Regions from separate parts of the Homo sapiens genome. Here all the other regions are linked to region 4. The links are chromatin contacts, found by Hi-C or POLR2A ChIA-PET in ENCODE. All regions are on one chromosome and are shown on one strand. The core of a region is the stretch at or near the end of the contact, and the rest is flanking DNA. Distances in the headings are between cores, read along the strand shown. Region 1 holds the start of ZNF726 (zinc finger protein 726). Region 2 holds the start of ZNF724 (zinc finger protein 724). Region 3 holds the start of ZNF675 (zinc finger protein 675). Region 4 holds the start of LINC02987 (long intergenic non-protein coding RNA 2987).

The links. Hi-C counts contacts between places; a loop is a spot of excess contacts on that map. ChIA-PET counts read pairs that join two places held with the same protein, here RNA polymerase II (POLR2A). Pooled maps may share reads with other maps.
Region 1: a map of CD4-positive, alpha-beta T cell shows a loop between it and region 4 (5-fold over the local background). The contact joins the promoter of ZNF726 here to the promoter of LINC02987 in region 4. A Hi-C loop is called at or near these places in 3 of 168 maps with a recorded cell type or tissue (CD4-positive, alpha-beta T cell and naive thymus-derived CD4-positive, alpha-beta T cell), 1 of 37 single-sample maps with no recorded cell type and 11 of 50 pooled maps. POLR2A ChIA-PET finds 5 or more read pairs at or near these places in 1 of 52 experiments (activated B cell).
Region 2: a map of naive thymus-derived CD4-positive, alpha-beta T cell shows a loop between it and region 4 (24-fold over the local background). The contact joins the promoter of ZNF724 here to the promoter of LINC02987 in region 4. A Hi-C loop is called at or near these places in 1 of 168 maps with a recorded cell type or tissue (naive thymus-derived CD4-positive, alpha-beta T cell) and 10 of 50 pooled maps. POLR2A ChIA-PET finds 5 or more read pairs at or near these places in 1 of 52 experiments (activated naive CD4-positive, alpha-beta T cell).
Region 3: a map of CD8-positive, alpha-beta T cell shows a loop between it and region 4 (7-fold over the local background). The contact joins the promoter of ZNF675 here to the promoter of LINC02987 in region 4. A Hi-C loop is called at or near these places in 2 of 168 maps with a recorded cell type or tissue (CD8-positive, alpha-beta T cell and naive thymus-derived CD4-positive, alpha-beta T cell), 3 of 37 single-sample maps with no recorded cell type and 8 of 50 pooled maps. POLR2A ChIA-PET finds 5 or more read pairs at or near these places in 1 of 52 experiments (CD4-positive, alpha-beta T cell).

Annotation. Positions count from the first base shown.
Region 1 is chr19:23,913,505-23,916,710 of GRCh38, forward strand. ZNF726 (zinc finger protein 726) reads left to right here and starts at 1,382. Exons shown (of 4, transcript NM_001244038.2): 1 at 1,382-1,493. The coding sequence starts at 1,491.
Region 2 is chr19:23,248,679-23,251,923 of GRCh38, forward strand. It overlaps ZNF724 (zinc finger protein 724), which reads right to left and starts at 1,716. Exons shown (of 4, transcript NM_001355404.2): 1 at 1,562-1,716. The coding sequence starts at 1,564. RefSeq lists an enhancer at 1,337-1,626 and a silencer at 1,757-1,816.
Region 3 is chr19:23,685,783-23,688,944 of GRCh38, forward strand. ZNF675 (zinc finger protein 675) reads right to left here and starts at 1,430. Exons shown (of 4, transcript NM_138330.3): 1 at 1,249-1,430. The coding sequence starts at 1,251. RefSeq lists enhancers at 1-836, 968-1,357, 1,648-1,697.
Region 4 is chr19:27,791,692-27,794,837 of GRCh38, forward strand. It overlaps LINC02987 (long intergenic non-protein coding RNA 2987), which reads left to right and starts at 1,740. Exons shown (of 7, transcript NR_146733.1): 1 at 1,740-1,918. LINC00662 (long intergenic non-protein coding RNA 662) reads right to left here and starts at 2,249. Exons shown (of 3, transcript NR_027301.1): 1 at 1,841-2,249; 2 at 1,309-1,541; 3 at 1-210. RefSeq lists an enhancer at 1,982-2,461.

The sequences.
Region 1 (3,206 bases), core at 132-2,631, 3.9 Mb before region 4:
GTAGACATTTAAACAGAGACTCAAAAGGAAACCTATGCTTTGATCAAAACCAAATGTTTTGTGTGTGCTCCAGACTATTTACATAACATAACCCAGGGCATAAAAGTTTTATGCACTCACATCTCTGCCATTTATGTGCTATCAGTGAACCATATATCAGTTTGGTTCTAACAACTGCCCACTTCTTGAAAGGCTTTCCTGTTTAGTTTACGTGGAATAATTTTACTAATTTTGCTTTGCTGTTGTGGAATATATTGTGGTTGTACTCTTTGTGTAGGAATGCAAGACAAGCTCACTAAATGCTTTCTTAAATTGGACGCTTATTAATCTTCTAGACATCACCTTCTTTTGGAACTAGAAGTTATGAACGACCTTCACCATACCAACACTGTCTGACTGAATTTCTCTCTACCCTGAATGCAAGAGACCAATGGTTAGGCAGGAATATTATCGCCCCTAATCAGCCTGAAAAAGTTACAGAAGACGAATCTTTGTCTCTCTGCAACTCTTAGGATTAAGGGTCCTCTTGTAAAGGAAGGCGAAAAATATGTCAGAATCATTTGAACCAGAGCGACTCCGTTTTGAGAGAGAGCTAGGAAAATGACGCTGAGACTCGCTGGGCTGCATTCTCAGTAAGTTAGGCATTCCTAGCCTCTAGATATTTATGGTTAAGGAAATGAATTAATAATGTTTACTAAGCAGAACCAGACGGAGGAGTGTCCAGATATTCCAACATCTGGGGAATAAAGGTATTCCTAATTTTGCTTTAAAGATAATATCGAGTCGGCCAGGCATGGTGGCTCACGACTGTAATCCTAGCATTTTGGGAGGTCGAGGCGGGTGGATCTCCTGAGGTCAGAAGTTCGAAACCAGCCTGGCTAACGTGGCGAAACCCCATCTCTACTAAAAAAAACCAAAAAACAAAAATTAGCCCGGTGTGGCTGTGTGCACCTGTAGTCCCAGCTACTATGGAGGCTGAGGCAGGAGAATCGCTTGATCCCGGAAGGCGAAGGTTGCAGTGAGCCGAGATCGCGCCATTGCACTCCAGCCTGGACAACAAGAGCGAAACTTTGTCTAAAAAAAAAATTATTCACATATTTAATACGTTGAAAAAAAGACAGCAAAGAAGAGAGAAAATTTTTCCGTGTTCTGAGATGGGCCTCGTTCAGCTCCGGGAGGAAGCCCCGCCTGAAAAGGCTGAGGCTTAGGCTGTCAATCTTTCTTCATTCAGCCCAACGTCTGATGACATCTTCTGTCACTCAGGGCCTTAGAAAGCGGGGTTCTTAAACGTTATCCAATCAGAGACGCTGTCCTGGGAACTGTCCAATCAGGCACGCAGCTGGAGCGAACAGGGCGGCTTCCGGGATTTGGCGGGGCCTTTGTCTCTATCTGCGGCCGGAGCTCCAGGTCTCGTCCTCACTACTCTGTGTCTTCTGCTTTTAGGGGCGCAGCCTCTGTGGCCCTGTGACCTGCCCCCTGGAAGCCTAGAAATGGTGAGAGTGCCGGGTGCGACATCCCAAGAGAGGGAACGGGGCTGGCTGGAACCGGTGGGAAGCGGCAGTGGCGGGACTCAGGCCTCCTCGCTGTCAGTTTTACAATCTGCGCCCGAGTTGTTGCCCAGCTCGGCCTCAGTCCCTTCAGCCTTAAGATGGCGGCTGCGCTGACAGCCGGGCTCCCGGGCGTTCTGTCTCTTCACTGCGCAGTGACTGTGCCCTGGCCTGGAGCCCTCTTTGGGCAGCTCTGCACCAGTAGCCCCGCGTCTCTCCCAGATTGTGCAGGGACCATGGGAGGAACGTCAGGGCAGAATCCTGACTCCGGGTGCGGGCTCATGAATGGGAAGAGCTTTGGTCCGTGGGGTTTTCAGGCCATTTTTTCCTATTAAAAATTTATGGGCCTCACTGCAAAAACATTAAATAATTTAAAGTGTGATTCAAAAATTTTAGAGCACCTTGCTGTGGTTTCTAATTTGTATTCCATGGAAGGAAAGGTTTTTATAAGTTTCATCATAAAACCAAATTCCGTAATTGGCTAGGTACGGTTATGTAGATTTTGTTGTTATTTTGTTGTTGTTGTTTTGTTTTCATTTTCTTTTTTTTTTGAGGCAGAGTCTCTGTTGCCCAGGCTGAAGTGCAGTTTCGTGATCTCGGCTCACTGCAACCTCCACCTCCCGGGTTCAAGCGATTTTTCTGCCTCAGCCTCCCTAGTAGTTGGGACTACAGGCGCCTGCCACCACATTTGGCAATTTTTTTTATTTTTAGCGGAGACGGGGGTTTCACCGTGTTGGTCAGGCAGGTCTCGATCTCCTGACCTCAGGTGATCCACCCACCTCGGCCTTCCAAAGTTCTGGGATTACAGGCGTGAGCCACTGCCCCCGTCCTAGTTCTTAATTTTTACAATCAAGGTGGAAATATCATGGTTATGTAATCAGAGCTTAATTGGCAGTTTATAGTTGGTTAAGCGTTAAGCCTGAATTTTGTTTCTGCCAATGTAGTAATTTACAAAAAAATGCTCTTGAGTTTAGACTTTTTTTTTAGAAGTAGAAATCCAGGGACTAGAGCCACCTCAATCTAATTTCCTGCCACTTAATGGTTTTCACACTCCACAGGGGACTGATTTTTTCCCTGAATTTTTCACAAGTGTCCCAAGCAGGGCCTCAAGTCTGCCCCTCATCCCTTATTCCTCCAGCCTGACTGGCTTGCAGTAAAATACTAAATTTCCAGTTTTGTCTGACGTTGCCAAATGCCAGTTTCTCCTCTCTAATTGACTTTATCAACTATTTGTCCTTTAGTGTACATATTGATACCTATTTTAATGAATCTTTTTTTTTTTTTAAAAGTATTTGAGACAGAGCCTTGCTCTGTTGCAGTGCAGTGGCTGGAGTGCAGTGGCATGACTTAGGCTCACTGCAGCCTCCGCCTCCTGGGCTCAAACGGTTCTCATTTCTGTCTCCCAAGTAGCTGGAATTACAGATGCCTGGCACCACGCCTGGCTAATTTTTGTAGTTTTAGTAGAGACGGGGTTTCACTATGTTGGCCAGGCTGGTCTTGAACTTCTGGTTTCAAGTCATCCTCCTGCCTCGGCCTCCCAAAGAGCTGGGATTACACATGTGAGCTACCGTGCCTGGTGAATTAATTATTTTTTGACAAAGCATTTGATGGCACATTTACAATGATTTTTTTTCTAAATATTTCCTACGAGAATAAAGC
Region 2 (3,245 bases), core at 466-2,965, 4.5 Mb before region 4:
ATTTGTACGTTCAAGGTGGAAAATAAGAAACTGAGGCAGGGAGCACTGACTCATGCCTGTAATCCTACCACTTAGGGAGGCTGAGGCCGGTGGATCACCTGAGGTCAAAAGGTCGAGACCAGCCTGGCCAACATACTGAAACTCTGTCTCTACTAAAAATACAAAAATTAGCCGGGCATGGTGGTGGGCGCCTGTAATTCCAGCTACTTGGGAGGCTGAGGCAGGAGAATCACTTGAACCCGGGAGGTGGAGGTTGCAGATCGTGCCACTGCACTCCAGCTTGGGCGTCAGTGCAGGACTCCGTCTCAAAAAAACAAAACAAACAAACAAACAAAAAAAACTAAGAAGAAGAAAAGAGGAGAGAAACAAACAAACAAAGACAGGAAGACAGAAAGAATATAACTGTACCTAACCAATTATTGAATTTGGGATTTTTGCATCATGCACCTTATCAAAGTCCTTCAAGCCCCTCTTATAAACCAAAAACTACAACCCATAGGGGTGCTCTAAAATTTTTGAACCACTCTTTGATTAAATTATTTAATATTTTTGCAGAGACTGCCTTTTTTTTTTTTTTTTCTAGACAGAGTCTTCTTACTCTGTCGCCCAGGCTGGAGTGCAGTGGCGCGATCTTGGCTCACTGCAACCTCCTCCCAGGTTCAAGCGATTGTCCCGCCTCAGCCTCCCGAGTGGCTGGGATTACAAGCATGCGCCACTATGCCCGGCTTTTTTTTTTTGAGACAGAGTCAAGCTCTGTCACCCAAGCTGGACAGCAAATGGCGTCAGCTCGCCTCACTGCAACCTCCGCCTCCCGGGTTCAAGCGATTTTTCTGCGTCAGCCTCCTGAGTAGCTGGGATTACAGGACCGCGCCACCACGCCCGGCTAATTTTTTGTATTTCTAGTAGAAACGGGGGTTTCACCATGTTGGTCAGGCTGGTCTCGAACTCCTGACCTCGTAATCCGCCCACCTCGGCCTCCCAAAGTGCTAGCATTATAGGCGCAGGCCACTGTGCCAGACTAATTTTTATATTTTTAGTAGAGATGGGGTTTCGCCATGTTGGCCAGGCTGGTCTCGAACTCCTGGCCTCGGGTGATCCGCCCGCCTCGGCCTCTCGAAGTGCTGGGATTACAGGCGTGAACCAAAGCGCCCGGCCTGCCATAAATTTTTAATAGGGGGAAAGATGAACTGGAAACGCAGCGGACTAAAGCCCTTCCCATTCATGAACCCGCTCCCCGAGTCAGGATTCTCCCCTGACTACCCTCCCTTGGTCCCTGCACAATCTGGGAGAGACGCTGCGCTGCGGGAGCAGAGCTGCCCAGAGAGGGCTCCAGGTCAGGGCACAGTCACTGGGCGGGGAAGAGACAAGACGCCCGGGGGCCGGCTGTCAGCGAAGCCGCCATCTTATGGCTGAAGGGGACTGAGGCCCAGCTGGGCAAGGAGAACTCAGGGCGCAGTTTGTGGAGATGACTGCGGGGAGGCCCGAGTCCGCCACAGCCACTTCCCACAGGTTTCAACCAGCCCCTCCCTCTCTCTCCGGATGTCGGAGCCGCCACTCTCACCATTTCTAGGCTTCCAGGGGAGGCCCTGGCGTCTTAGCTGTGGATCTCCCAATGCTTGCAGGTCAGAGGGCCACAGAGGCTGGGCCTCTAAGAGCAGGGGACACAAAGCAGGGAAGACGAGACCAAGCGCTCCAGCTGCAGCGAGAGACAAAGGCCCCGCCAAATCCCGGAAGCCGCCCTGTCCGCTCCAGTTGCGTGCCTGATTGGACGGTCCCCAGCTCAGGGTCCCTGATTGGAAAACGTCTAAGGCCCAGCCCCTTCAGGCCTTAAGTGACAGAAGACCTGACCAAACGCTGGACTGAATGAAGAAAGAGTGACAGCCTAAGCTGCAGCGTTTTCAGGCAGGGCTTCCTCCCTGAGCTTAGCCCACCCCGGAGGGTATTTGCATTTGACCTCGTGTATGAGGTTTCATGTATTTATAAATAACATACTATACGGCTATTCACAAATGAAAAATATATAATAACAATAATTTTAAAATTTCAGTTTTTATGATCTTCCTGGCTTCTGGCATTTGAGCAAGCAGCCTGAGACTTTTTTAAAAAGGCAATCCTCTGAAATAAAATATAAGCCACATGTGAATTTTGAATTTTCTAGTAGCCAACTTTAAAAAGAAACAAGAAAAAGGTGGAGTTGATTGTAACAATTTAACTTACCCAATATATCCAAAATATTATCAGTTTAATATGTGAGCAATAATTATATATGTATATACATGTATATGTATGTATATATGTATATATGTGTGTATATATGTATATATGTATGTGTGTATATATGTATATATATGTGTGTGTGTATATATATATACATATATATATATATATATATATATATATATATATATATCACTAAATCTTTGAAACTCACTCTGTATTTTACCATTCCAGCACATCGCAGTTTAGACCAGCGACATTCCAGGCACCCAGGAGCCACACGTGGCCAATAGCTGCCATATTGAAGTGCAGCTGCGATGTCAGCTGAGTGAAGGGCCTGGACATCAGAGGTGGGGGAAAGCCTCTTCCTACCAACATCTCTTCAGTTCCCAGGGTGGAACAGATAGTGGCCATAAAAGAGCAGAAGGCAGCAAGAATAAAATAACCACACATAGACCACTGCTGGCCACCTGTTGACCACCTTCCTTCCAGATTAAACAGTGAACAACAAGTGATGGGGTGACAGGAGAAGTAAACTCTATGTCTTCATATCTGTCCAGTCTTTTTTGAGACAGACTTTCACTCTTATTGCCCAGGCTGGAGTGCAGTGAAGTGCAATGGCAGGATCGCGGCTCACCACAACCTCCACCTCCCAGGTCCAAGCAATTCTCCTACCTCAGCCTCCCAAGTAGCTGGGATTACAGGCACGTGCCACCACACCCAGCTAATCTTTTGTATTTTTATTAGAGACAGGGTTTCTCCATGTTGGTCAGGCTGGTCTTGAACTCCCGACTTCCGGTGATCTGCCGGCTCCCACCTCCCAAAGTGCTGGAATTACAGACGTGACCCACCACGCCCGGCCTTTTTTTTTTTTTTTTGAGACAGACTTGCTCTGTCACCCAGGCTGGAGTGCAGTGGCACGATCTTGGCTCACTGCAACTTCCACCTCTTGGGTTCAAGCAATTCCCTGCCTCAGTCTCCTGAGTAGCTGACATTACAGGCGCCCACCACCACGCCGAGCTAATTTT
Region 3 (3,162 bases), core at 180-2,679, 4.1 Mb before region 4:
GAATGTGAGAAGAAACTGGAAATTTAGTATTTTACTGCAAGTCATAGTTAGTCTGGAGGAATGGGATGAGGGGTAGGCTTGAGACCCAGCTTGAGAGAACTGTGAAAAATGCAGGGGAAAATCAGTCTCCTGTGGAGTGTGAAAATAACTAAGTAGCAGGCAATTAGACGGAGGTTACTCTAGTCCCTGGGTTCCTATTTTTTAAAAACTCTAACTCAAATGCATTTTTTTGCAAATTACTGAATTGAGGGAAACAAAAATTTAGGCTTAACCAATCATAAACTGCCAATTAACCTCTGATTACATAACCAGGAAATGTCCACCTTAATTGTACAAGTCAAGTAACTATGAACTGTACCTAACCAATTATTTAATTTGGTTTTCTTCATCATGTACCTTTAAAAGTCTTTCCTTCAAGCTGCTCTCATAAAGTCACAAGCTCCAAACCACAGCTGAATGCTCCACAATTTTTGAATCACTCTTTGATTAAATTCTCCAATATTTTTGTGGTGATCCCCATAATTTATTTATTTATTTAACTTATTTATTTATATATTTTTTAAGACGGAGTTTCGGTCTTGTTAACCAGGCTGGAGTGCAATGGCGTCATCTCGGCTCACTGCAACCGCCACCTCCCGGGTTCAAGCGGTTCTCCTGCCTCAGCCTTCTGAGTATCTGGGATTACAGGCATGTGCCACCACGCCCGGCTAATTTTGTATTTTTAGTAGAAACGGGGTTTCACCATGTTGGTCAGGCTGGTCTTGAACTCCTGACCTCAGGTGATCCACCCACCTCGGTCTCCCAAAGTGCTGGTATTACTGACCTGAGCCACCGCGCCCGGCCCTCCCATAAAATTTTAATAGGAGAAAACAGGAACTGGGAACCCCACGGACCAAAACTCTTCCCATTAATGAACCCGCACCCTGAGTCAGGATTCTCCGGTGACGGCCCTCCTGTGGTCCCTGCACAATCTGAGAGAAATGCGGCGCTGCGGGTACAGAGCTGCCCAGAGAGGGCTACAGGCCAGGGCACAGTCACTAGGCAGAGAAGAGACGGGATGCCCCGGGGCTGGCTGTCAGCGCGCCGCCATCTTATGGCTGCAGGGGACTGAGCCGAGCTGGGGAAGGAGAACTCGGGGTGCAGATTGTGGAGCTGACTGCGGGGAGGCCTGAGTCCCGCCATAGCCATTTCCCACGGGTTCCAACCAGCCCCTTCCCCCTCTCGGGATGTCGCACCCGTAACTCTCACCATTTCTAGGCTTCCAGGGGGTCCTGGAGTCTTAGCTGTGGATCTCTCAATTTCTGCAGGTCACAGGCCCACAGAGGCTGGACCTCTAGGAGCAGAGGACACAGAGCAATGAAAGCGAGACCTGGAGCTCCGGCTGCAGCGAGAGACAAAGGCGCCGCCAAATCCCGGAAGCCATCTTGTCTGCTCCAGCTGCGTGCCTGATTGGACGGTTCCCAGCCCAGCGTGCCTGATTGGACAACGTTTAAGGTCCTGACCCTTCAGGCCCTGAGTGACAGAAGATGTGATCAGACACTGGGCTGAGTGAAGACTGATAGCCTGCGCTGCAGCCTTTTCAGCCGGGGCTTCCTCTTTTAGCTGAGCCAGGCCCATCCCATAGGGTATTTGTATTTAACCTTGTGTATAAGGTCATATACATTTATAAATGATATATGGCTACTCACAAAGAAAAATAATATAATAATAATTATTTTAGAATTTCAGACTTTATGACCTTCCTGGCTTCTGGTCCTTTGAGTAGGCAGCCTGAGAATTTTAAAAAGAGGCAATCCTCAAATAAAATGTGAGCCACATGTGAATTTTAAATTTTCTAGTAGTCAAACTTTAAAAAGAAAAAAACAAGTGGAATTGATTGTAACAATCTAACCCAATATATCCAAAGTACTATCATTTTAGTATGAGAGCAATATGAAATTATTGATGAAATACACATATATATGTATATATGTGTATACACACACACACACACACACACACACACACACACATATATGGAACTAAATCTTTGAAAATAACTCTATTTTACCTAACACATTGCAATTCAGACCAGCCACATTCCAGGCACCCAGTAGCCACACGTGGCCAATAGCTGCCACATTAAAATGCAGCTCTGATGTCAGGGGGGTGAAGAAGAGCCTGAACATCCCTTTTTTGCCAGAGGTGAGGGGACAGCCTCTCTCTACCAACATCTCTCTTCAATTCCAAGGAAAAAACAGTTAGTGACCATAGAAAGAACAGAGGACAGATAGAATAAAATAACCACAGGTCGACCTGTGGTTACCTCTGGTTATTTTATTAACTACTGCTGCCCACCTGTTGCTCACCTTAATTCCAAACATCAGACAGTGAACAAAGAATGATGAAGCCACAAAACAAGAAAACTCTGTATCTTCAGATCTGTCCACAGTCTTAACCTCCAATGTTTAGATATGGAGAAAATAGATTAAAGGCAAACTTATTTTGCTATTTGGCCTTGGCCCTAACGGTCAGCCTGTGGTTATCTGTTTTCTCCTGTGGTGTGGTGAACTGTGTGAGTATAAGCACCAATCACACGCAGACATGTCTACATGTATTTTTGCATTATTCAATATTCTCTTACAAGACATAAGACTTTAAGTCAAGAATAAAGGTAATGTGAGTCTTTTTTCTTGCATTGGCGCTACCCACAGGGTGCATCATGACATATTGCTAAGTTCTGCATTCAGGTTATGTGGCTCTCTTCTTTTACCCAGGCCCAGAATATTTTGCACAATAGAACATATTACTAGGCCCAACATATATAAAATGGGAGGCCCTTGCCTGAGCCTTTTTTACAGAGGGCCTTGTGACATATCTCTGCATCAATCACCTAAGAGATGCAACTGTCCATTTTTCCCTGCACTCTGCCCACAGGAAAAATTGTGACTTATCATTAAGCCTAGGTAGCAGGTGATGTGTCTCTCCTGCCTGGGCCTTGAGCCACAGAAAGCATTGTTACCTATTGCTGGGCTCAGCACCCAGGTGATGTGACTCTGCTGCCTGTGTCCTGCTGTCAGGAGAAGGTTGTAACATATTCCTATTTAGGTGATGTGACACTCCTGTCTGGTCCCTGCCCTCAGAAAATATTGTGACATATTCCTGGCCCAAGTATGAGAGTCA
Region 4 (3,146 bases), core at 490-2,989:
TTGAGACCATCCTGGTCAACATGGTGAAACCCCGTCTCTACTAAAAATACAAAAATCAGCTGGGCGTGGTGGCGCATGCCTGTAGTCCCAGATACTTGGGAGGCTGAGGCATAAGAATCGCTTGAACCCAGGAGGTGGAGGTTGCAGTGAGCCGAGACAGGCCACGGCACTGTACAGCCTGGTGACAGAGCGAGACTCTGTCTCAAATAACTAAAAAAGAAAAAAAGAAAAAGTAGGTGTAAAACTATCCATAGTAGATACTCTCATTTACATAAAATCCAGTAAGAAAACAAAACTGAAGTTCTGGCTTCCGGTAATACTGGAGTAGCTTGCTAAACTAACACTCTCACAGATAACAATGATACAATCTGGATAAAATATTATATATAGTTACATAGAAACATTCATCTATATACAATACATACATACGTGTGTGTGACTGAATGAGAATTTCAACCTTTCCCACCGTAGGGAAGATAATTATTCTGTTTGAATTCAGCCACATTTACCCCCTCTTCAAATAATAACAATGCTCTTCCAAAGAATACAACAGAATTTAGTCTCTATAACTAATATTTATAATTTCTATTACACAATATTAAAATTCATAAAATGTGTGAAGAAATGTAACATGCAAACTATACACAAGATAAAAAGCAGGCAGCAGAAGCTATTTCTAAGATGTCCGAGATGATGTAATCAGCAGACAAGTATTTCAGGGCAGCTATTATAAGTACGTTCATGGGGGTAAAGGAAAATATTCTCATAATGAATTAACTCATGTAGAGTCTCAGCAGAGACATGGAAATTATAAAAAGAGTAAAATAGAAGACAATAAAATAATAAAATAAAAAGAACTTTTAGTTTACAGAGTAGAAACAGAAGACAGCAATATAAACCATCCAATCTGAAGACTGAAACAAGTTTAAAGAAAATGAAAAGAGGCCTAAGAGACCTGTGAAATGATTGAGTCTGAGACAGAGAGGGAGAGACAGAAAAATTAAATATAATACAAAAACAAATAAACAATAGCTGAAAATTTAAAAACTTGGTCAAAACCGCAAATTCTTATATTCAAAAGGTGAACACACTCCAAAACAAAAACAAAAACAAATAAAACCATATCGAGGCCCTACTGTGATTTAGAAAACTGGCAGAGCAAGATTTTCCAGGGAGTTGCTATGATTTCTCATTTTCACTATTTATAATAATGGAAAATATGCACTCCTTAGTTTTCTTCTTGGAGAAAGTCTGACTTGTCAAACACAGATGACTTTTCAGTTTAGTTTTCAAGGTTTAATTTCTTACCTTGGAAATCAATTAAATTTGTTTCTTTAAAATGTCGCAGTAAAATTGCTCCTCCAGACAGATGTCCACGGAGATTCTGTCCTGCTGCGTCCGCCTTTCACAGAACTGAGGTTGTTCCTACACCAGTTTCAGAAGCGTGTAGGCACGCTTTATTACAGTGGCAGCAGCGTCCCTGTGCGAGGTCTAACCCAGGTGTGGGCCCTGCAGCCAGCCCGGGGGTCCAATGGGTCCTCCTATGGAGCACAGGAAGAATCGTGGCAGGCCAGAGATAGACAAAAGGTGGCTTTTAAAAGGGAAGTGTCAGGTTACCAGGGACTGGGTACTTTTACACGCGGACCTTCGGCCCTGCCCATAGAAAGGGGCAGCACTGCGCATCTCTGAAGGAGTGTGGCAAAGGGTGGGGCAATAAGAAGGGTGGGGCAGAAAGGAGTGGCCCCTCAGGAGGAAGGGGCGGGGAGATCCCAGCTACTAGAGGACGCCCGTTCCAATGGCAACTCTGCCAAGGCGCCTATGAGAGCCTCTTGGCTTTTACCTGGTCTGCGAGAAATCAAACTTTGGGCACAAGTCATGAAGCCGACAAGCCCGGGAGACACAGTGTCAGAATTACAAGGTGAGATCAGCCGCCCGGCCAAGCTATCTTCTCGCTAGCAGGTGAGGCCCGTGAACAGCCAAGCTCCCCTTGGCACGGCGGAACCGCAGTGGACGCGTGGAGGGGCTCCGTAGAGGAGGGACCTTTGCTTGGGATGCGGGGAGCTGTAGTCTCTTATCTGCACCCAGCTTGTTAGTTGTACGCCTGCAGGACTACAATCTCAGCACAAAGCAGGATTGTAGGGCGGTGCGGATCCCTGGAGGGAGACAGCGCGGTGCGCTCCTGCCGGCCATGCTGGCTGGGGTGGTGTCTTAGGCGGTTCCAGCCGTTAGTCACAGGGCGGCCGGACTACAATCCCAGCATACAACGGGAGTGGAGGTGGTGACCTTGAGAGAGGGCCTGTGCTGTGCGCGCCTCGCGGGGCATGCTGGGAGCAGTAGCATCTTAGCTGCTTCCGGCCGCTGGTCGCAGGGCTGCGGGACTACAATCTTCGCATGAAATGGAAGAGAGGGTGGTGCGGATAGCTTGAGGAAGGTACGGATACCTTGAGGGAGGTATGGATACGTTGAGGGAGGTACGGATACGTTGAGGGAGGTTACGGATACGTTAAGGGAGGTACAGCAGCGGTGCGCGCCTTGCAGGGCATGCTGAGAGGAACAGTTTTTTAACTGCTTCTGGCTGTTGGTGGCAGAGCTGCGGGACTACAATCCCAGTATGCTACGGGAGTGGGGATGATGCTGGTCCCTTGAGGGGGGGGGGCAGCGCGGTGCCCTCCTGCCGGGCATGCTGGTAATAGTGTCTTAGCTGCTTCCGGCCGTTGGTCGCAGGGCTATGGGACTACAGTCTCAGCATGCGCAGGGTTCAAGGGTGTTGCGCAGCCCCGCAGGGAGGGGCAGGGCGGTGTTGACCTCTGTTTCCAAACCCATGCTGGCTACTGAATCTGTGCCACCCCTGGCTAAGGGGAGTGAGTCCATAGAGGGACTTGAAGGGCAGGTCTGGGCTGGGCAGTGAGGAGAGTATGATACTGCAAAGTGCGCCTCGCCTTTGCCAAAATCGGTCGGGTCTCAGGCTCACCCCACCTCCCGCTGCTCAGTTCCGTTTCCCTCCAGAGCATCAAGCCTCCTCCCGCCCAGGGGGCCTCCTGCTTTCCTAAGCTGCTGTGGAATCGGCCTGAGGTCCCAGACGCTGTCCATTGTGCTGCTGCTCTCTGCTTTCTCCAGCCAGAGTGCCAGTTCATCCGCTTTTGGGA